7 separate regions of the Homo sapiens genome follow, and all the other regions are linked to region 6. The links are chromatin contacts, found by Hi-C or POLR2A ChIA-PET in ENCODE. All regions are on one chromosome and are shown on one strand. Each heading gives the region's core, a stretch centred on a gene start or an enhancer-like site at or near the end of the contact. The rest is flanking DNA. Distances are from core to core; before and after follow the strand shown. Region 1 holds the start of CCDC18-AS1 (CCDC18 antisense RNA 1). Region 2 holds the start of SYDE2 (synapse defective Rho GTPase homolog 2). Region 3 holds the start of DIPK1A (divergent protein kinase domain 1A). Region 4 holds the start of CTBS (chitobiase). Region 5 holds the start of GNG5 (G protein subunit gamma 5). Region 6 holds the start of PKN2 (protein kinase N2). Region 7 holds the start of TMED5 (transmembrane p24 trafficking protein 5).

Region 1 (2,971 bases), core at 21-2,520, 4.7 Mb before region 6:
TTGCACTCCTTACATGTATTCGCTGGATGAAAAGTACTGCAAAAATGCTACAAAGGGATTGTTTTTAAAGCACCGGCTGCCTACATGCCAGTCTGGCTTTTTCATTAAGTTACTTACCAGGGAAGAGGAATGGAGGCTTTGACACGAAAGGGTCACGCGATTAGCAGACTGCTACCCTAGAACCTCATTCAAACCAGCTCTCACACACGACTTACCTTGTATGACATGCTCTGGTGAGATGGTCTTCTTTTCCGATTTGTTACAAATCTCATTGGCTTCAGAAGATATAAGGTGAATGAATTCAGTGCAGCAGTTCACCACCAGCTCTCGAGCATCGTTGGCCACCCGGACATTAGGAAGAGTCTCTTTGATCATTTTATTGATAGCAGCTCTGGGGATAGTGAGATCATCATCGTTGCCAGACGAGGAAGCCATAGTACCTTCCTGTTTCTCGCGCCCCGGCTTTTAAAAACTCCCCAGCTCTGGTCCACTACTCCACCGAGATTTCTCAAAAAGTCGCCCTCGGAGAGTGATCCCGGGGGGTGCTTTGCGAAGAGGGTGCAGAAAATGAACGGAGGAGCAGCTGGCTTGAGGGCTGGGAACACTCGCGTGTGTGAGAGATTTAGGATGAGTTTGGGAAGAAAGTGGGGGCCCGAGGATTCTAGAGAGAGCACAGCCCAGGCTGAGGAGGGGAAAGCGCGGTGGTCCGGAAATTTGAGCGGCTGGGGAACCACCTTCGTGTCTCCTCAGAGGGGCGGGCGCTGTCGCCTAACTGGTCCCCAACGGCGTCGGAGCAGAGGCAAGATCCAGGGGCACTGGCCTCGCCGCGGTACCGGGCGGGTACCCAGCGGGCTCGGCTCTATAGAGCCCGAGGCCCCGCTGCCGCTGCCGCCGCCGCCAGCAGCCGTTGCCGCCGCCTCGGCCAAACCATCCTTCAGACACCCGCGCCGCCGCCTCACAACATGTCCGCCGCTGCCGCTGCCGCTGCCGCTGCTGGAACGGCGACGGCCGCCTGGGAACTAATATGGACAGAGCCAGGCACAGTGGGAGTCGCAGTGGCTGCCGCCGTGGCCGCGTAGCCCGAACGCAGATCGTGGAAGCCGAAGACGCGGCAACGGTGGTCCCTCCAGATGCCAGGGAAGGTTTGCAGGAAGCCGCTCCCGACACCCTTTGCGCCACCGGAAGCCTCGTTCCCTCAGATTTCCCCCTCCCTCCCGGACCGACTTCCGGGTGTGGCTGCCGCCCTTCCCCCACCCACGCCGGCGGGAGCCGCCCGTTCGCGCTGCCAGCAGCTTCCGCCTGCTACGGTCCTGGCAAGCACCTCGGGATCCCATTCCTTCACAGGGACCCTAGCCAGGCAAGCGCGCGCCTCACTGTACCGGAGAGCTCCAAGCACGCGCTTGGTCTGGGGCCCGGACGCTACATCTGGGAAGGGGTGGGTGGCTGGGTAGATAGGCGAGGAAGGATCGTCTCTACCCTCTCTCAAGTAGCTGAGGCCTCCGAAACCTTCCCTAGCTGGATTTGGGGACAGAGGAGCGCTGGTATTGATAAAATAACTCTCTTTGCTATTCCTTTAGGAGCCCAAATGAGGATTGAAAGTGAGAAGAATGGGACCTGGGCTTGGGGGTGGGAGGTGGGGAAAGCAGAACCCCGTGTGCCTGTTTCTGCGTCGTCTGGAGAAAAAGCTTTTCAAGATGTCTGATAGACCTTATTCGGTTCAAAGCTCTCTAAAGTCCTTCACCTTTTTTTTTTTAAACTTCATGAAAAATGAAACATTTCAGAGAAGTTACTTGCCTAGAGGCAACTAAGTCGCCTAATGGCTAAGTAGGAAAGCAGAAGTCAGTTCCAACATAGTGGAAATGGAGTGGAAATGCATGGCATACAATGAGCTATATTAGAAGGTTCCCATTTAGACAGTTTTCATGTTGTATTCCATGTTGGCTTCTACAGGGGAAAAAAGTGTTAGAGCATCTTAAGCAACTGTTTTTACTTCTTTCCATAGTGACTAGTAATATCAACAGGTGTCAAGGTCTAAACAGAAATTGCATTTAAAAAAAAAAAAAGTGTGTCAGCCAGGCGTTGTGGCTCATCATACCTGTAAACCCAACACTTTGGGAGGCTGAGGCAGGGGGATCACATGAGCCCAGGAGTTCAAGACCCGCCTGGGCAACATAGTGAGACCCGTCCCTACAAAAAAAAAAAATATATATATATATATATATAATATATATTTATATATATAAATATATATTCCAACATCCCACTGTTTATAGTATAGCCTCTTCTATATGACAATATGAAACACGGGTTTTTTTTTCACCAGGCTTGGTGGCAGGCACCCGTAGTCCCGGCTACTCTGGAGGGCGAGGTGGGAGGATCGATTGAGCCAGGGGGTCAAGGCTGCAGTGAGTTGCGGTTGTGCCACTGCACTTCCAGCCTGGGTGACAGAACAAGATTCTTTGTCTCAAAAAAGATAAAAAAAAAAAAAAAGTAAAAAAACTGAGTCTGTCATACTGTCATGTGGAAGAAGAGGCTATACTATAAATAGTGGGATGTTGGAATTTCTAAAAACTAAACAAGACACTGTTGAAATCCATTTTGTCACTTTGGTTCATCAGATTCATTACTCTTGATACATATGATGGCAACTGGCTTGTTGACAGTGTTTTCTTAAAACGTTCTGTCTGAGCCCTATATGCTGCTCTCAAGAAGACATTACAGTTTATTATGCTATTTTTTCATTTAGCATTTTCTGCAGGACAACTTACTGGTTCTTTAATTTCTGAAGTGTAGACACTTGTTTTTCAGTGCTACTAAATTTAGTCAAAACAAAATTTCTTTGATTAAAAACAGTATTTTAATTAAATTTTCTTCAGGCTGGGCATGGTGGCTCATGCTTGTAATACCAGCACTTTTGAGAGGCCAAGGGGGGCGGATCACTTAAGCTCAGGAGTTCGAGACCAGCCTGGCC
Region 2 (3,036 bases), core at 290-2,789, 3.5 Mb after region 6:
TACACTGTGTCTCAACTTCAATTCAATTGCTTCTCAACTCACTATTTAAATTAAAATGAAGTGTTAACTTTTTTATATTAGAAAGCTGCAAACCTGTATGATAATCTTGTAGGTAGGGTGATGAGGGACATAATATTTGTGGCTCCATTTTACAAGTTTTGGCTGATGTAATAATTTTGTTAGCATGCATTAACTGAAATAAAGAAGGAAAAACAGACTTAAAAGAGACATCGGTGGGTGGGTTTTGTTTTGTTTTTGATAAAAGAACTCTTATAGAAAAGGAATCGCTGCAAATTTCTTTTAGCTAGCTAGCTCTCTGGGCGATTAAAATGATTGATACATTTCTAGAACACATGCACCGAGATACACCTGCACTCGTACTTTGTCCGTCAAAACAATCTTTGTTTTCTCTCAAGCTAGGACTTGCTGTGCCTAAGACACACCTCGTGCAGCGGTGGCGGTGAAGGTGCTGGGGTGACAGCCAGGAGGGCACTTTCCCTTTCTCGGGCTCCCTAACCAAAACTTTGCAGCCACCAGCCCAAACTCACGTTCCTGCTCGTTCTTCTTTCCCCTGCCTCAACTCTCCCCGCACCCTTCGCGCTCTGTGCGCCCACCCCTGCTTCCGTCGGTCAGCTTCAGCCGACCTACTACTCAACCTACCGGCCCGCGCCCTCCGCCTCCACCTGCACCACTCGCCCACCCCGAGAACCCACCTCTGCCGCCCCCGGCCCGCGCGCCCCGTCGCGGCCCGGGGCTCCGGGGCATGCGCGTTGCGGCGCCACCGCCCTCCCCCACGCCTTCCCGCGGCAGAGTTATGCCAAGTATGTGAGGAGCCGGCGAGGGCCAGCGCCGGTCATGGGGAGCCGCCGCCGCCTCCGCCTCCGCCTCCGCGAGCGCGGTTTTCTCCCCAGCGGGGCTCCGACCTCTCCCCCTGGCGGGGGTGAGCCTCGCGGCTAAGGCAGAGGGGATGGCGGACCCTCTGAGGAGGACGCTGTCCAGGCTCCGGGGAAGGCGGGGTCCCCGCGGCACCGGGGGGCTAGGGCTCCGGGCGGCAGCCGCAGCTGCGGTGGCGGCCTCTTCGGCAGCCGCGGGAGACGCCTGGGGTGCCGCAGACACCCTCCCACGTGAGCACGCCGGGGGACACGGGCGGAGCCTACAGCAGCCCTCGCCGTCACCTGAGGCGTGGGGTCCCGGGGCGCGGGTCCCCGGAGGGCACCCGGAGCAGTTGGGGGCGCTCGGGCCTCGGCCGCGCGGCGGGCAGGAGGCCGCCCCCCAGAGCCATGGGCTCGCTCACGCCCCTCCGCACTCCCCGGAGGGCTCCGAGGACAGCGGAGAGGAGGAGGAAGACGACAAGGACGAAGACGACTACGACGCCGACTACTACGAAAACCTGCCCGGCGGCTCGCAGTCTGCGCCCGAGCCTGAGGGGGCGGAGGCGGAACGGCGTCCCCCGCCTCCCCCAGCGGCGGGCTCCTCCCTGGGGGCGGAGGGCGGCCGCCTGGAGACAGGCAGGCTGCGGACCCAGTTGCGAGAGGCCTATTATCTGCTGATCCAGGCCATGCACGACCTGCCCCCTGACTCGGGCGCGCGGCGGGGCGGCAGGGGCTTGGCGGATCACAGCTTCCCCGCGGGAGCCCGGGCTCCGGGCCAGCCGCCTTCCCGCGGCGCCGCGTACCGCCGAGCCTGCCCCCGGGACGGGGAGCGGGGAGGCGGCGGACGCCCTCGGCAGCAGGTGTCCCCGCCCCGGTCGCCTCAGAGGGAGCCGCGGGGAGGCCAGCTGCGGACTCCTCGGATGCGGCCGTCCTGCAGCAGAAGCCTCGAGAGCCTCCGGGTGGGTGCCAAGCCGCCTCCCTTCCAGCGGTGGCCGAGCGACAGCTGGATCAGGTGCGGCGCGCACCGGGACTGGGACGAGCCCCCGCCACGTGGAGGCAGGATGGACGGCTGGAGTGGGGACCGCGCCCGGGCGGCTGCACCCACCGGCCTCCAGCCTCCAGGCTGCAAGGACCACGGCTGCTCCTCGGGAAGCCCTTTCAGGGATCCAGCGGGGTCCTCTGTGATACGCAGTGGCAAAGGAGACCGCCAGGAAGGCCCCTCCTTCCTCAGGCCGCCGGCAGTGACAGTCAAGAAGCTGCAGAAGTGGATGTACAAAGGGCGTCTGCTGTCCCTGGGAATGAAGGGTCGTGCCCGTGGGACGGCTCCCAAAGTCACAGGAACGCAGGCAGCCTCCCCAAATGTGGGCGCTTTGAAAGTGCGTGAAAACCGTGTCCTGTCGGTGCCTCCAGACCAAAGAATTACGCTGACAGGTAGGATACTTTGCGATGAAAATGCTAGCACCGCGAGCCTTACTGTTTACCGACTGGGCTTCTGTCTTAAGAGCCAAGAAAAAGTTATGTTTTTGCGACAGGTACGTTACCGGGCGAAAGTAAGTGTCATGTAAGTGGCAGCTTAAAGTAATTTCGGGGTTACTTAATGTAATGCATTTACTCGTTTTGCTTTTTTTTTTCTTTTTAATCAGACAATGGCATGAAGAATTGAGGTTGTGATTTCTTCTCGAAAAACCAGTGTGTCTATTCCCTAAGTATTACCTAAAGGAGTAAAGGTTAAGTATAACACACTTTTAGTAGGTTTACAGATGGGCGGCACTGTCTTGATTTTTATTCTTTGTAGCTCTAGGCAAATCCGTAGACTTTTGTGGAGTTTGTAAATTTGAATTTGATTCAAGGTAGATTTTATAGGCTTCATAAACTGTCATTTTACTCATTACAACTTTTTTTTTTTGCCTCTCCCAGGCACGCACACACATGCATACATACACACAACCAAAAACCCAAACAAATCAAACAAAAAAAACCCTACCATAAGTAGAATTTTTTAGTCAGGTAGTATTTCACATACACCATCTCTCCACCTGCCTCCCCCCGACAAAGAAACCTCAACAAAGTAATCTTTTTATTGTGAAAAATCAAGGACACTAACATTTTAATCAAAAGAAAAATGTTCCTCAGGTAGTTTTGTTTTTAAAGCAGTCATTTGCAA
Region 3 (2,980 bases), core at 349-2,848, 4.3 Mb before region 6:
GTTTATGTAACCGAAACAACTTGAATGGTGCCTGGGTACTCATAAATCTTTATTAAATGAATGAATGAAACCACTAGGATTCATCCTTATCTTACTCAGAAATTACTGTCTCTTGACCCAAACAAAATCAATGAAAAATTGGTTTATCTGCAAGCAATAAAATAAGACCAAGTAGCTGTAGTTCCAGCTACATGGGAGGATGGCTTCAGCCCAGGAGTTTGAGTCCAGCCTAGGCAACATGGTAAGACCCCTCTCAAAAACAGAAAGAACAACCACCACAACAAAAATCACCTAGGTTTAAAACCTGTGTCTGTGTGTGGGTTGAGGGAAGGGGCAGACATGAAGGTATCTCTTCAGAACAAGGCACCTGAACAAGGCTTATGCAAAAACCAAGTGAGAATGAGTAATGGTTTGCTTCTGGGGAAACCCCTTCTCAGAGCAACAGGCCGGAATGAGCTCTAACGGGCCACCTAAACTTTGTTAGCATCACGCTTAAACGTGGTAGGTGGGGTAAAAAGCAGCCAAAAAAAAAAAAAAAAAAAAAAAAGCTGCTTCTTCCATTACAAGTCACTTGGATCAACAGCTGTTCTCCCACTAGGGTGGCTCTTTTTTCCCTTATTTGGAACTCATTGTCAAAAGAAAGACACCACACCCTGTGTTATGTAGCCTTAACCAAGCAGCAGGCCACGTCCCAGGCTCCCTGCCTTCAGGACTGTATTTAATTCGGTGTTTTTGTTTTTGTTTTCTTTTGAAATCAGTGTTCCTGGACGGGGCCAGGAAAACTCTGAAGCTGTCTTAAAAACAATATAAACCAAAAAAGTCGGAATTTTTTAAAAGTACATTTTTAAAAAAAGTTGTAGGCCGTTAGAGGCGAACTGGAGCGTGGTAAGGGGGGCACCGAGTTCAGCAGTGGGGCGCCCTGTCCGCGTTCGAAGCTGAGCCCAGTCCTGGGGGGATGCCCCGGTCTGCGTCTCCAGCTGCGGCAGACACCCCCTTCCCCCGACCGCCACCAAGGGCGAGGGAGGACGAGCCAGTCCCCAGGGAAGGAGCCCCAAGCTTCCCTTGAATTTCCAAACAACCCGTCCAGACACGTCCTGACTCCAGGAGAAGAGTCCATGGGGAGCGTCGGTGCTGCCGGGGCGGGTGGCGGGACGCGCAGCTGGGCGCAGCGCGGGGAGCCGGAAGCCGGAGCAGACTGCGAGGCCAGCGCGGTCCGGGGGTCGCCGCATCAGCCAGCGAGAAGCACGCCCCAATCCGCGCCGAGCGTGCGACACCCCCGCTGCCGCGGCGCCCCCTCCCGCCTCCGCGCGCCTCCCCTTTAAGCTCCAGGCGCAGTCGATTTGTGTCGGCGGAGGCGAGGTGCGACTCCCCTTTATGGCGGAGTCGGCAGCAGCCTCTCTGACAGCCGCGGCGGCCGGCGGGCGAACAGGGCAGGAGGCTGGGCCTCTGGCCTCTCGCCGCCTTCACTGCAGCCGGGCCGAGGGGAGCGCGGCGCGCGCCGCGGCGGGGGCGGGGGAGTGGGCGGGCCCGGCCGGGCAGGGGGCGGGGAGGCGGGGGGAGGCGGGGAGCCCGGCCGCCAGCGCTCGGGTCCGCCTCTGACTGCAGCGCGGCGGGGCGATGTGTGATTACCATGGCGAGGAGTCTCTGTCCGGGGGCCTGGCTAAGGAAACCCTATTACCTCCAGGTAGGCCGGCGGCCGCCCAGCCACCAGCTGCGGGAGCACCCGGCCGTGTGCCCTGCCGCGCCGCGCAGGACTCGCCCGCTCCCCTCCTCCCTCCCTGGGTCTGTGCCCGCCCGAACCCCGCTGCCCCCTGCCGTCCGGCACCTGGCGGCGCGCCCTCCCCAGCCCCCTCAGCGGCTCTGCCGACGCCCCCCACCGCGGCCCTCGCGGCTCCCGCGCCGCGGCCAGCCGGGCTCCAGGGCCCGAGTCGTCCCGCCCGGGTACGCCCTCGCATCCTGAGAGCCCCGAGACGTGACCTGGGTACGACCCCGCGCTCCGGGCATTGCCCGCAGCCCTGCGCCGCTCCAGGCGGAGCTCGACGGGCCGCCTTCTCCCTGGTGTTTTCGGGGCTTTCCCCCCTCCCCCGTGGGCCCCCGCAGGTCGGTTGCCCTTGACTCAGTGTCTTGGGTCTTAAGTCGGTGGTAGGAAAGGTGGTGTAGCATTCCTCCGTGTCTTAGAAAATTATGACAATTTGTCACACCAGTGTTTCCCCAGGCTCCAAAAAGCAGCGTGTGCCTCGTGCCGAGCCCCTTGGTTGGGTCGTTCCATCACACCCAAGATTTAAATGGGAGGTGGAGACCGATAAGCCTGAACCAGGCGGATGGGTGTTTGCTTTTTAAAGGAAAGGGGCTAGTGGCTGGTCTGTGGATCCCAAATACCCTAGTAATGCAAACGTAATTCTCAGTCATGTCGTGTGTACGGTTCGCGTGTTAATTTTTCATGATTTCCCGTTCCACCCTCTGTTCCGCTGCCAGTCTGTGCCTTGGAACCCTACTACTGCCTAAGTGTACTGTTTGGTCACCAGGGGGACCTAGTAGACACCGCGAGTAGCTGAGCGCAAATCCATCACTCCGATGGAAAAACAACTACAAATCAATGCCTTGCGTGGGTCAGCAGTGTTAGCCAACGCTGCATTCAGAGGACAGTATTCCTTTACCGCTTACATTAAAAGGCCAAGAGGTAGATGATTTGGGGTCAGCTGGTGCTTTTATAAATTATGAAAAAAGTTGAGAAGGTAACCATCATGAGGCAAGTAAATCTTACATTTTTGTTTGAAAATTGTATGTGTAAGTCATTACCCTGAAATGAGTGACGTATTGCAAATTGGAAGCATGATTTGACAACCCATGATATTAAGCGTGTACGAATAAAACTGAGTCTTTGTAGCAAGCACCACCAATAGTAATTGTGCACTTGAGTAACACTGTCACAACCCCTTCTAGAATTCAACCCAGGCCAGGTACCTCTGTGTAATCTTTT
Region 4 (2,925 bases), core at 384-2,883, 4.1 Mb after region 6:
GAGACAGAGTCTCACTCTGTTGCTGAGGCTGGAGTGCAGTGGTGTGATCTCTGCAACCTCCACCTCCCAGGTTCAAGCGATTCTCCTGCCTCAGCCTTCCGAGTAGCTGGGATTACAGGTGTCTGCCACCATGCCCAGATAATTTTTGTATTTTTAGTAGAGATGGGGTTTCACAATGTTGGCCAGGCTGGTCTCAAACTCCTGAGCTCAAGTGATCTGCCCACCTCGGCCTCCCACAGTGCCGGGATTACAAGCATGAACCACTGTGCCCAGCCCAAATTACTTATTTCTTCTTATTTGTACTACGCTGCTTCTCAAGCACCTTTAAGAATTATTTATTTCATCCCCTCTGTACTGCGTTTTCCAATTTTCTTATCTTTCAGAGTTTTTGCTCTACATTCCTCAGTGTTATCTTCTACTAATAGTTTTTTCACTTCTTTCTTATTTCTATTAACTTTTAAAAATCCCCTACCCCTTTTATTGCACCCTGTTGTGGCTTCATCTTCTCTTATTTTTCTGGGGCTATTATGAGAATTTTTAAAAGTGTTCTCCCTGCAGCATCTGCTTCCTCCATATTCCTTTGTCTGTTGTTTGGGTCCCTTCTTTCTACATTATTGGATTTTTTTGGTTGCTGTCCATGATTAAAAGTAAAAATTAAAAAGTACAAAGAGAGGAAGCTCCAAGTAGATAGCTGGTGCTTTTAACTTTGAATTTCACTGTAGGGTGATCTGGGTGTATGATTTGTCCAGAAAACCCGATGTCAGTATCTTTGCTCAGCCTCTTAGGTTAATCAGATAGCGAGGGGTTTCAGTTTTCAGTAGGCATAAAGCCACTTATTCTCCGTTTTAGGTGGAATACCCACTCAGCAGAGAATTTATCCCCTTCAGGGAATTCAGCCGGGGTGGGAGCCCGTGGTGGGAAAGAGGGGCAGCTGCCCAGAGACATGAAGCTGGAAAAAGGATCTAGCGATCAGAGTCCTTGAGCAGCCTTTGACTAATCTCCCCCTTTTCCGATTTACCTCTCATACTCATACTTGTGCTCTCCAGCTTCCAACATTTTGTTGCTGTTATCTCTTTGTCCTTGTGTTTAGGTTGTTAAACTTGATTTTTAACAGGAGAGTAGGCAAAATTAGATGCTTGAATTCAAACCACGATCTTAACTAAGACCTGATATCCGTAAGTAAAAATTTTTGGTATTCCAGCTTTCTTTTGAGTAGCAAAAGAAAAACAAAGTCTTTTGGCCACTCCAACCATGTTACTCAGTAGGCCCTTCCAAAGACACCCACTTCTCCATTTTGGGGATCCCCTTGTACCTTCAGACTCCACAAGGAGTACACGACCAGCCACGACAAAACGAGATGCAGACTATTGGGAGGACTATAAACGGTAGGGGTGATACCCATTTGAGTCCACGAACGGCCCTCTCGGCGCCGCAGACACTGGCTGTCCCCCGAGACGCTCCAGCAGCCACTTAACTTCACCCACCTGTAGCGCCCGGGGACGCTCGAAGCCCGACCTCCCACGCCCGCCCCGGAGCCCCGCCCCTCCCGCCCCTCCCCGCCCTTCCCGACTCTCCCCGCCCCTTCCTGCCCCGACGCGCAGCAGGCCCCGCCCACCCAGGCGGTAGGAACCCACTCCGGCCCGCTAGACCTGCTGCTATGTCCCGGCCGCAGCTTCGACGCTGGCGCCTCGTCTCTAGCCCGCCGAGCGGCGTCCCGGGTCTAGCGCTGCTGGCGCTGCTGGCGCTGCTGGCGCTGCGGCTCGCGGCCGGGACCGACTGCCCATGCCCGGAGCCTGAGCTCTGCCGCCCGATTCGCCACCATCCAGATTTCGAGGTCAGCGCCTTCCTCTGCTCCTCTAGGTCTGGGCTTCAGGGCACGAAGAGAAGTTAGGGTAGAACGGAGCCCTAAGGAGAGGTGCCGTGGGCGCCGAAACCAGCTTTGACCACTCGATGAGGGCCTTCCTGTTTACGGATCCTTCAATTTATAGATGAGGAAGCTCGGGCTCAGAGAAGTTGAGTAACTCCTCAGGCCTCACAGCCTGTAAGTGCCTGCGTAGGCAGGCGAGAGTTCAAACCAGATCTGCCTCCTAAGGCAAGCTCCTTTCATTCCCCTGCTGTGCCTCTGCGGAAGCACTCTGGGTGTAAAAAGCAAACAAGGTAGGATAATCCATTTATGTTTCCAAGGAACGAGGATTTCGTTTGAAAGAATCTCAGCACTCCAACAGTACATTAGAATGCAGAGTATTTTGCTTACCTTTAGTTTTCTATACCTGCTAGCCCTTTCCTTTAAAGTACCTCAAAACCACCCATGAAGAGTGGTAAAAAAAATAGCTTTCAGTACATTTTCCTTCTATCTACATAACAATTTGTAAGGCTTCTGGCAACTTTAATCAAACACCTTCTGGAGCAATATTAAAACCACCTGACTGCCCACTTCGATGACTGAAAGCAGGAATTGGATGACATCAGGAAGGTCCAAAGGCTTAATTCAAAGAACGATTCTTTTGTAGAAATAGGCATGATTCCTAGTTCTTAATCTAGTACATTAATCTGAGGCAGAACACTTAGATGCCAGTAAAAAAGTATATATACATGACTTAGGAGAAGAAATAAAAATGGTGAAAGTGTTTATGGAGAACCTGCCTAGTGTGGAAACCTAACATCTTATTAAAAGAAAGACTTCAGACAAAGTAGGATAACCTTTTTTATTTGAGCAAAGAACAACTTATGAATCGGCAGTACTTAAACCAGAAGGGGTTCAGAGAGGTCTGCTTTAGTAGCATGGGCTTTTATAGGCCGAACAGGGAAGCAAAGGAAAATAATTACTTGGTTGGCTATGACTGTTTGCCTTATTTAGCTATGACTTGGTGGAAAATTACTAGTTAGAGGTTAGTTGGCAGTTTCTGATAGGTTAAGCTTAAGTTT
Region 5 (3,030 bases), core at 375-2,874, 4.2 Mb after region 6:
TCAAGCGAATCTCCTGCATCAAGCCTCCTGGGCAGCTGGGACTCCTGGGTGGCGCGCACCACCACGCCCAGCTAATTTTTGTATTTTTTAGTAGAGACGGTTTCCCCACGTTGGCCAGGATGGTCTCGATCTCTTGACCTCGTGATCTGCTCGCCTCAGCCTGCTAAAGTGCTGGGATTACAGGCGTGAGCCACCATACCAGGCCTCAATGTTTTATTTTTCTTTTGTATCCTAAATAGAATCTTTAAACACACGCTACAAAAAAATAACACCTGGTGTTTGAGACAGCACTCCAGTCTGTGGTTTCCCAATGCAGCAGTTAATAAAAAAGCAACAATTTTTTTTTTTTCTGAAACTGTTTCGGCCTAAAACACTGCTTATTCCTCAACAGTCTCCCTCACAGAAGTAATTATTGGACCATATATTCCCTAAAATCTCTTCCAGCATTAACATACCACGGTTCTAAGAGTTCAGTGATATATTTTACAACTACTGTAAAACAGATCATTCTTTGAATAGATACTTGTGTTTAATCTTACAAATCTGTAAAGTATGAATGACGTTTTAGCATTATACAGTCAACAAAGCACCAAAGGTGAAATAATTACAATACCTTTTGGGAAAAGACAATATTTATTGAGATAGCTTTCACATTCTTTTTACATATAATGTCATTTCATTCCGAAAAACAACTCTACGAAGCTGTATAATTTACTTTGAAATAAGGAAATAAAGCCTCAGTAACTTAAGTGGCTTGCCCAAGAATACCGTAAGTAGCAGAGCCAGAATTCAAACCCTGGTTTTAACCCCAATCATTACATCCGTATGAATTAAGTAAAATGCTAAACTTACGATGTACATTTTTGCGAACTGATATAAACTGTTGAGTAAATAAATTAGATTTTGTTGACCAGTGCAATTACACATGCTTCCCTAATAAAAAATTTGAAATCCATTAATGATAAAATTATTAACATTAATGGAAAACATCAGCGCATTCGGAGATTGACTACCCGAAAAGAAATAGGAAACATCTGCCCTTAGTGCTGTGACATAACACACATATTTCCGTGGATGAAAGAAAGACCTACTGGCTGAGCCTATTTTGTTTGGTTAGACCCTACCCTCTCTCCTAAAAACTCCTTTGGTACTCAATTTCAAGCAGGAGGTAATAAATTACAACGGAAATACTAAAGAGCAAACTTTCCGGAAACACAAAAATAAGTTTTATTTTAAAAAGTACAATAAGCATTAATTCTCCAGAGTAAATGGGTAACCGAGCAGACAGGTGTAATCTTCAGCCAGCACCTTGGCTTCTTCACAATCTCCTTCAGAAAAACCGATTCAAGAGCTAAGAAGCCAGTAAAGTCAAACCTCGAGAAGATCCCTTCTCCAGCGAATCAGCGCCCCTGCTCCCCGCCCGCCCGGCTCCGCTGGGTACGCGACAGCGACCTCCGCGCCTGCTCTCCGCCTCGGGTCAGCGGGGCTGGGGGTTGGGGGTGGAACTGAAAATGCCTGTTGGCCAAACTCGGGTCACAGAGAGACACGCCTGTACGGGGCGGGGGTGTGCGGGTGACTCACGCCGGGTGCACAGTAGCTCCTACGCCTCACCCAGTATCTCCCCTCACTTCCCTCAACCCTTCCCACAAACTGGGAGGAAAACTGAGACCTCCTGGTCACCCGCCGCCGGGCCTTTTAGAAACTCCCACAAGCTCTGCCTTCCCTCCCTGGTCCTCTTCAGACCCCCTCTTAGTTCTTCGCGGCTAACGGTAAGCTCTCTCCTTACCTCTCCCTAATCGGCCCCTCTGGAGAGGAAAAGAAAACTTAAGAGTCGGGTCGCGCTAGCCTCCAGCAGCCGCCGCGCCCACCGACTGCTCCGCCCCTTCTCCTCCCCCTCCTCCAGGCTCGCGCTCGGGGCCGGGTGTGGAGCTGGAACAGAGGGCTGGCAAGGCGCGCATGCGCACCGAGGGTGGAGCCGCTGAGCACAGAACCGGAAACTTAGAGACAAAGTTCGGAGCCCCGCCCCCGCCGCGCGCCGCTGAGTTGTCTGGCCCCGCCGACCCACGGCCCACGACCCACCGACCCACGAATCGGCCCGGCCGTCGCGTGCACCATGTCTGGCTCCTCCAGCGTCGCCGCTATGAAGAAAGTGGTTCAACAGCTCCGGCTGGAGGCCGGACTCAACCGCGTAAAAGTGAGCGGGGGCGGGCGGCCGAGGCGGGAGGAAGGCGGCGGCGGCGGGTGGGATCCGGCGGCCCAGCTGGCGGGGGCGGGCGGGACACGCGCCGGCCCTCGCTTCCCCTGGAGAGGACGCGCGCTCAGCGGCGGCGATCGGGGAGCGGCCAGCTTTAGAGCAGGCGCCGCGTGGGTCTACGCTGTGTTTTAGGGGGACGATTAGTTCGCCCTTCCGCCCCAGGACTTTCCGAGGCGGGCTGGCCCCTGGGTTGAACCGTGGCCGACATTCCGGTCCTCCTCCGTCTCTACCTCCCTTGGCAGCCTTCTCGGCTGGTCTCACCAACAGCTGCGCCTCCGCGCGCTGTCCGCACCCTTCCTTTCCCACTTTGCCAGCCTCCTGTTTCTCATCGGACAGGGTATTTTCCGACTTTTGATTCAGAGCAGACTTTTCTCCCATTTGATCTTTCCCAAACCTACTTCCTTTAGTATTAAATTCTTACCTTCAACTTCTCTTGTCCGTTGAACACATACTTTTAAGCGAATTATTGCATAACTTAAACTGTGGATTGAATAAGCATTTTTCGAAACGATCCTGGAGTGTAAAGTTCCGGTCAGTGCCCCGTACAACCTCGAACAAAGCGTGCATTTCATACCTATGGCACAGTTTGCTCATATTTGACCTTGGGGATATCGACTGGTCCGCATGCCGGAGAAAATGATTATTGTGGGTAATTATTGGTCTTATTTTGGCGTCTGGTTAGTATTGGCCTTGTCTTGGGGTACTTTGGGAGAAAAAGCCTTTTGTCTGTGTTGATAGAATAACTTGACATTCAAGTGCTGTTCTAAGTATTTCCT
Region 6 (3,006 bases), core at 158-2,657:
AAAGATAACTATATTAAAATAAAGCAAAATAACTTTTAAGTCAAAAAACAAACATCTCTGGAACACTCCCAAGTAATGAAAAACCCGACAGGGTAGCTTAAGTCCCCATGTACACCATAGAGATCTAAAGAAAATCGTGCCTACATTATCAAATATTTATCTGGAAATGGGAAATAACATTGCTACTCGACATGACTTAACTAAGCGATCTACTTTGCTCTCATCTTTTGCAGACATGTGGTGCCCAATGTTTTCCCTTAGTCGACTGCTTTCTCATTAGTAAACAACTTATTAGCTCTTTCTCTGGTGCTCAAATGAGAGGGAAAATGAAAGTCTGAAAAGCATCAGCATCTGAGCTCCCGGATCTGGGCAGGGGTAGCAGAGAAAGGCACCCTGTATTTATCACTCGGTTAAAAAAAAAAAAAGAAAGGAAAAGAAAAGAAAAAGATAACCCTCAAAATAGAGGAAAGAAACTCTGTCACCTGAAGAGGGCTGCTGAAGTGAAGCAAACATTTGGTGAGACTCGTTTTTTAAAAAAACTTGTCTAGGGGCTGGAAGTTATGGGGGCGCTCTTTGTGCGGAGTCTGAGGGGAGGGGGAGGGACAAGAAAACAGCTTGGGAGTCATTCAAAGGAGTTTAAGGAGCGGTGTACGGAGGAAAGGCGGGGCGGGGCCCGGCCGCGCGAAGGGAGGGGGCAACAGGGGCGTTCGCGGGTAGCTCTGACACCGAGGGAGGGGGCGACGGGCCGGCCTCTCCGGGGACCAGGCGAGAGCAGGCTCCCGCTGCAGCAGGGCTGCAGAGATGGGGTCCCCTCTGGTAGGCAGAATCAAACCAAAGCGGTGGCAGGCCAGGGCTTTGGCGGGGGAGAGGGTCCGGCTCCCCAGGGAAGCGGTTCCCCGAGGGAAGCATTTCCCGAGTGACATCCCGGAGTTTCCGCACTTAGCGGGCTAGGGGCGCGGCGGCCGCAGGGCTTTCCTCGGTCCCCGACGCCGCGCGGGGCTCTCTCCCTGTCTCCTCCGCCAGCGCCTCTCACCAGGGCCGCGGCCCTTACCTGCAGTTCCGTGAGCAGAATCTCCCCCCGTTCGGGGTTGGACGCCATTGCGCTCCGGTATGGACTCCGCACCTGGACGCGGCCGCCTCTGGCGAAGGGAGAAGGCGGGACGGGGCTCGGGGTGGGGGTGAGGAGAGGGGAGAGAAAGAAAAAAAAAAAAACAACTAGGGATTCATGGAGGCGCAGCCCCTGCTGGAGGCGCGGCTTATTCCGTCCGGTTCATCGAGAGCGGCGGGGAGCTAGGGCACTCGTAGCGGGCTTCCTCTCGCCGCCCTCACCGGACTGTTCGTCTAGTCGCTCCCTCTGGGCGACGCCAGGAGCCGCCTCAAGCCTCTCCGTGCGGGCGCTGCGGCCGCGGCTGCAGCTCCTCCTGTCGCACCATTTGGCTGTCACCGCGTCGCAAAAGCGGCCTCACTTGGCGGCTGCCAGCACACGTGACGGCGGCAGCCACTGCCCCTCATCGGGCAGGGAAGGTGGGGCGGAGGGGTTCCCTAGGGCGAACGCGGCGAGGGGGCGGGGCGTCTTCCGACCCGACTCCGCGGCGAGGGCAGCCATTGGACTCGGCTGGGGTGAAAATGAGGGGAAAGGACTGGGCTCGAGTCTCTGGGGAGGCGGGAAGAGGAAGAAAACACACGCCTACTTTCCTGCTGCGTTTAACGGCTTCACTGTGAACGCTAGAACTCGGGAGCCTGCTCGCTGTTGTTTTTTCGGGTTTCGTTTTTTTTTTCTTTCTTTTTTTTTTTTCCCAGTTCCACCTTGCCGAAACTTGGGCCTAACTTTAACAGGCCCTTTTCTAACCTCCATAACCCAAAGAGCTTCGGGACTCAGATCTTACAGATTATTCCTCTGCTCTCCCCTTGACCCCCACGTCAACCCAAACTAATAATCTTGCCTTTTGCTCACCCTCAAACCCAGCCCCCAGCGCGCCTTCTCGACCAGTTAAGGTGCACAGCTAGCTAAACGGGTATGGTCTGTACTTTTCATGAAATGTAAGCGGCTGGATCCCTGGCAACTTTTAATGTACGGCCTTTAAGATGTCTTTTTCTTGAGGTTGAACTACTGTTGCTTGTACTGGAGAACTGTACAGAGCTGAGAATTAGCTGGGTTTTTTTGGGTTGTTTTAACTTTATTTAAGGGAGGGGGAGGTGGGACGGGATTACCCTCGGGAAAGGAAAAAAGCCACCTTTCCTTGGCGTGGTAAGCATTAAAGCTAACCTGACTACTTAGTAAAATATAGCTAAGTAAAGTAAATCTAGGTGTTTGTTTTTAATGACACTATGGTATTAAGGAATTTCGAAGTCTCCTACAGGTAGCTTTTGTTTTTGTTTTGTCTGAGCAGTGAATGGATAGGTAAACGCGTAACTTTTGATTTTTTGAAGCTGCGGTACAATACCTTTGTTAAAACTACCTGGAGAGAGTGGTAAGGGTTATTTAGGTACGTTGCTACTTAGAAAGGGCATTCGTTGACATATTTCTTAGGAAGTGTAACATTATGTACTTCTCACACGCTCCATGTAACTCTGTTGGCCTGATGCCAGGACTTAACGTCTATCCTTTTGCCTTCTCAAGTCTCATACATCAATTCAGCAAACATGTATTGAAGATCTGGAGTTCTGTGGCCACAGTTTCTGAACTCTAACTTATCATATGTGTGATAAAGAATTTTTCTGGTGTGTACTTCACAAGTCTTACAACTATTTATGTGTCTAGTATATTGCCTTGGTTGAAGATGATAATTAAATACATGAAAGAACACTTGGAAAGGCCGGGATATGATTACCTTTACTGGTAACTAAAAGCCAGATGGTTTCCTAGGCTTTGGAGTTACAGAAAGGATTAGGAGTTCTTATCCGGCCAGGCGCAGTGGTTCACGCCTTTAATCCCAGCACTTTGGAAGGCCAAGGCTGGCCGATCATCTGAGGTCGGGAGTTCGAGACCAGCCTGGCCAACTTGGT
Region 7 (2,701 bases), core at 72-2,571, 4.5 Mb before region 6:
CTGAGGCAGAGAATTGCTTGAACCTGGGAGGCGGAGGTTGCAGTGAGCCGAGATCGCGCCACTGCACTCCAGCCTGGGCGACAGAGTGAGACTCGGTCTCAAAAAAAAAAGAAAGAACTCCCTAACTCTTCTGCAGTAGCAATGAATATATTTGATACTAAAATGTTTTCATTTTCCTAGTGGGACATTTACTGTCAAATGAATGTCCTTAACTTCAATTTACAGTAGTTACCCAAAAAAGGCTATCTTCACTGACTATGCATACCTAGAAAAGCACATCATCCTACTCACCGACCTTAACAACATCATCTTTCGGCCCTAATTAACAATGTGTTTGTAGGTTTGCACACGCACACCCATCAAACGAAGGACAAGTGTTCTTTTATACCCTATGTATGTGATACAATGGGCTGTAGTCGAAAAAGATTCCTCATTTTGGAAAGAAGTCATAACTTTATGTAGTAGTCTCCTGTCTCAAGATCGCTTGACACAGCTAATCTTACATCCGTCTGAAAGAAGCGGGGGCGGGGGTGGGGGACGGAAGTGACAGTTTCCTCTTTTTTTTTTTTTTTTTAATTTTATAGAGACAGTGGCTCGCCATATTGCCAAGGCTGGCCTCGAACTCCTGGGCTCAAGCAATCCTTCCGCCTCGACATCCCAAAGTGCTGAGGTAACAGGCGTAAGCCACTGCGCCCGGCCTCCTATTTTTCATCAAATAAAATACAACCGTTCAGAGCAGCATGCTCAGCAACCACGAGGACCAGTCCCAGCGCATCCAAGGTGCCGGGAGGGAAAGGAACAGAACTCCCCCAGGTAAGCCGGTTTCCCCACGCCAAGGCGCAGTCGCTCACCACCCAAATCGTCGCTGGGGAGAGACCCACCCGGCGACTGCGCGCTTCGCACTCGAGTCTGCGTTAGGAAGCCTCTGACCCTTTCCCGGGCCCCTGCGCGTGGAAGCCTCGGACACAACTCGGAGAACCAGCGAACCCCGGCAGCACAGAATTCGAACCGCCGCGGGAGCCGTTGGGACGCGCCTACCCGGTCACTGCCCCGCCCCGGCGCAGACTGCGTGAGGCGCCGCCGAAGGCGCGGGGCTTGCCGGGGATCGTGGTCGGCGAGCGCGCCCGAGCCCACTAGCGGAGCCCGCCCGGGACTACATTTCCCACAATTACCGCCATGATGCCCATTGGTGGGGGAAGCCATGGGAACCGGAGGCCGTCAGGGGGAGAGGCGGGCGGCGCTCACGCCTGGCCTGAGGGGGCCGAGACTGAGGCGGTTGCGGAATAGGACTGCTAGCCCCGCCCAGAGTCCCTACCCTTTGGAGAACTGCGCTTCTCTTTCGGAGGGAGTGTTCGCCGCCGCCGCGGCCGCCACCTGGAGTTTCTTCAGACTCCAGATTTCCCTGTCAACCACGAGGAGTCCAGAGAGGAAACGCGGAGCGGAGACAACAGTACCTGACGCCTCTTTCAGCCCGGGATCGCCCCAGCAGGGATGGGCGACAAGATCTGGCTGCCCTTCCCCGTGCTCCTTCTGGCCGCTCTGCCTCCGGTGCTGCTGCCTGGGGCGGCCGGCTTCACACCTTCCCTCGATAGCGACTTCACCTTTACCCTTCCCGCCGGCCAGAAGGAGTGCTTCTACCAGCCCATGCCCCTGAAGGCCTCGCTGGAGATCGAGTACCAAGTAAGTGCGGAGGATAAACCAGCCTCCTTCCTTTAACCCAGCTGCACTGCGTTGTCGCCTCTCACCCGTTTAGAAACTTCTGGTGGACGGCCCTGGTGGTGAAGAGGCGAGGGCCGTTCAGGAAGCCAGCCCGCTCCGCGCAGGCGCGCGAGGCGAGGCGAGGCTCTCGCTGGGGCCGGGGACCCAGAACTTAGGCTGGACCTGGAATTGATGACTACCCGCCTTCTCCCCTTTCCTCCGGTGGGAAGGAGGCCAGAACTGGTGATGTCGCTGGCTTTTCTCTTTGTTTCCTAATTCGCCCACTGCTTTTCTTAGCCACTACACGCTCTCATACTGAGAATTTCACAATGCAGAACTGATACACGTTCTCCTTCATCATTGGACAAGGTGATGACACTTGTTTGAATCACCCCCACCCCTTTCACACAGTTCAGATGTTACAAATCACTGTCTTTGCTTCAGTTAAGGGTTTTTGGATTATGATCGTGTAATTGGCATTAAGCCCGATTTTGAAATTTTTTGGAAGACGCTGTTGCTATATTTAATGATACATTTCCGTTTAAGTTATATATCCATTATTTTCAAAAGATCAAATCGTATATTAAAACTTTATAACCTTTCTTTTCATTTTTTCATTGAGCATTGTAAGCATTTCCCTCGTGTCATTGTTTTTTTTTTTTTTTTTTGAGACGGAGTCTCGCTTTGTTGCTCAAGCTAGAGTTGGAGTGCAGTGGCGCTATCTCGGCTCATTGCAACCTCCGCCTCCCGGGTTCAAGCGATTCTCCTGCCTCAGCCTTCCGAGTAGCTGAGATTACAGACGTGCGCCACCATGCCCAGCTAATTTTTGTATTTTTAGTAGAGACGGGGTTTCACCATGTTGGCCAGGCTGGTCTCGAACTCCCGACCTCAGGCGATCCACCCGCCTCGGCCTCCCAAAGTGCTGGGATTACAGGCGTGAGCCACCATGCCTAGCATGTTTTCTTTTTAGTATCTGCATAATATTCTTGCTGGGAATTACCTT

Evidence for each region. Hi-C counts contacts between places; a loop is a spot of excess contacts on that map. ChIA-PET counts read pairs that join two places held with the same protein, here RNA polymerase II (POLR2A). Pooled maps may share reads with other maps.
Region 1: a loop to region 6 is called in a map of naive thymus-derived CD4-positive, alpha-beta T cell, with 7 times the contacts of the local background. The contact joins the promoter of CCDC18-AS1 here to the promoter of PKN2 in region 6. A Hi-C loop is called at or near these places in 1 of 168 maps with a recorded cell type or tissue (naive thymus-derived CD4-positive, alpha-beta T cell) and 11 of 50 pooled maps. POLR2A ChIA-PET finds 5 or more read pairs at or near these places in 1 of 52 experiments (CD4-positive, alpha-beta T cell).
Region 2: a map of naive thymus-derived CD4-positive, alpha-beta T cell shows a loop between it and region 6 (21-fold over the local background). The contact joins the promoter of SYDE2 here to the promoter of PKN2 in region 6. A Hi-C loop is called at or near these places in 1 of 168 maps with a recorded cell type or tissue (naive thymus-derived CD4-positive, alpha-beta T cell) and 7 of 50 pooled maps. POLR2A ChIA-PET finds 5 or more read pairs at or near these places in 1 of 52 experiments (activated CD4-positive, alpha-beta T cell).
Region 3: a loop to region 6 is called in a map of CD8-positive, alpha-beta T cell, with 12 times the contacts of the local background. The contact joins the promoter of DIPK1A here to the promoter of PKN2 in region 6. A Hi-C loop is called at or near these places in 3 of 168 maps with a recorded cell type or tissue (CD4-positive, alpha-beta T cell, CD8-positive, alpha-beta T cell and ascending aorta) and 9 of 50 pooled maps.
Region 4: a map of CD4-positive, alpha-beta memory T cell shows a loop between it and region 6 (20-fold over the local background). The contact joins the promoter of CTBS here to the promoter of PKN2 in region 6. A Hi-C loop is called at or near these places in 1 of 168 maps with a recorded cell type or tissue (CD4-positive, alpha-beta memory T cell), 1 of 37 single-sample maps with no recorded cell type and 9 of 50 pooled maps.
Region 5: a map of CD8-positive, alpha-beta T cell shows a loop between it and region 6 (5-fold over the local background). The contact joins the promoter of GNG5 here to the promoter of PKN2 in region 6. A Hi-C loop is called at or near these places in 2 of 168 maps with a recorded cell type or tissue (CD8-positive, alpha-beta T cell and naive thymus-derived CD4-positive, alpha-beta T cell) and 9 of 50 pooled maps. POLR2A ChIA-PET finds 5 or more read pairs at or near these places in 1 of 52 experiments (T-cell).
Region 7: a map of CD4-positive, alpha-beta memory T cell shows a loop between it and region 6 (7-fold over the local background). The contact joins the promoter of TMED5 here to the promoter of PKN2 in region 6. A Hi-C loop is called at or near these places in 1 of 168 maps with a recorded cell type or tissue (CD4-positive, alpha-beta memory T cell) and 9 of 50 pooled maps. POLR2A ChIA-PET finds 5 or more read pairs at or near these places in 1 of 52 experiments (T-cell).

What each region holds. Positions count from the first base shown.
Region 1 is chr1:93,344,110-93,347,080 of GRCh38, reverse strand. It overlaps CCDC18-AS1 (CCDC18 antisense RNA 1), which reads left to right and starts at 1,270. Exons shown (of 9, transcript NR_034089.1): 1 at 1,270-1,357. DR1 (down-regulator of transcription 1) reads right to left here and starts at 1,174. Exons shown (of 3, transcript NM_001938.3): 1 at 216-1,174. The coding sequence starts at 435. RefSeq lists enhancers at 335-544, 605-674, 1,044-1,579.
Region 2 is chr1:85,199,519-85,202,554 of GRCh38, reverse strand. It overlaps SYDE2 (synapse defective Rho GTPase homolog 2), which reads left to right and starts at 1,539. Exons shown (of 7, transcript NM_032184.2): 1 at 1,539-2,303. The coding sequence starts at 1,559. It overlaps LOC124904207 (a long non-coding RNA gene), which reads left to right and starts at 2,313. Exons shown (of 2, transcript XR_007066199.1): 1 at 2,313-2,404; 2 at 2,516-3,036. RefSeq lists a silencer at 651-1,800 and an enhancer at 1,813-2,424.
Region 3 is chr1:92,960,080-92,963,059 of GRCh38, reverse strand. DIPK1A (divergent protein kinase domain 1A) reads left to right here and starts at 1,598. Exons shown (of 5, transcript NM_001006605.5): 1 at 1,598-1,684. The coding sequence starts at 1,631. RefSeq lists silencers at 1,238-1,317, 1,478-2,037.
Region 4 is chr1:84,573,148-84,576,072 of GRCh38, reverse strand. CTBS (chitobiase) reads left to right here and starts at 1,633. Exons shown (of 7, transcript NM_004388.3): 1 at 1,633-1,834. The coding sequence starts at 1,658. RefSeq lists a silencer at 1,501-1,620 and enhancers at 1,781-2,070, 2,181-2,280.
Region 5 is chr1:84,505,175-84,508,204 of GRCh38, reverse strand. It overlaps GNG5 (G protein subunit gamma 5), which reads left to right and starts at 1,624. Exons shown (of 4, transcript NM_005274.3): 1 at 1,624-1,769; 2 at 1,904-2,194. The coding sequence starts at 2,114. SPATA1 (spermatogenesis associated 1) reads right to left here and starts at 1,819. Exons shown (of 14, transcript NM_001397487.1): 1 at 1,787-1,819. RefSeq lists silencers at 1,899-1,978, 2,229-2,358.
Region 6 is chr1:88,682,674-88,685,679 of GRCh38, reverse strand. It overlaps PKN2 (protein kinase N2), which reads right to left and starts at 1,407. Exons shown (of 22, transcript NM_006256.4): 1 at 1,052-1,407. The coding sequence starts at 1,099. It overlaps PKN2-AS1 (PKN2 antisense RNA 1), which reads left to right and starts at 476. Exons shown (of 4, transcript NR_110682.1): 1 at 476-516. RefSeq lists enhancers at 1,133-1,212, 1,243-1,572.
Region 7 is chr1:93,179,033-93,181,733 of GRCh38, reverse strand. TMED5 (transmembrane p24 trafficking protein 5) reads left to right here and starts at 1,321. Exons shown (of 4, transcript NM_016040.5): 1 at 1,321-1,680. The coding sequence starts at 1,492. It overlaps CCDC18 (coiled-coil domain containing 18), which reads right to left and starts at 1,010. Exons shown (of 29, transcript NM_001378204.1): 1 at 882-1,010. RefSeq lists enhancers at 711-920, 1,791-1,940 and a silencer at 981-1,260.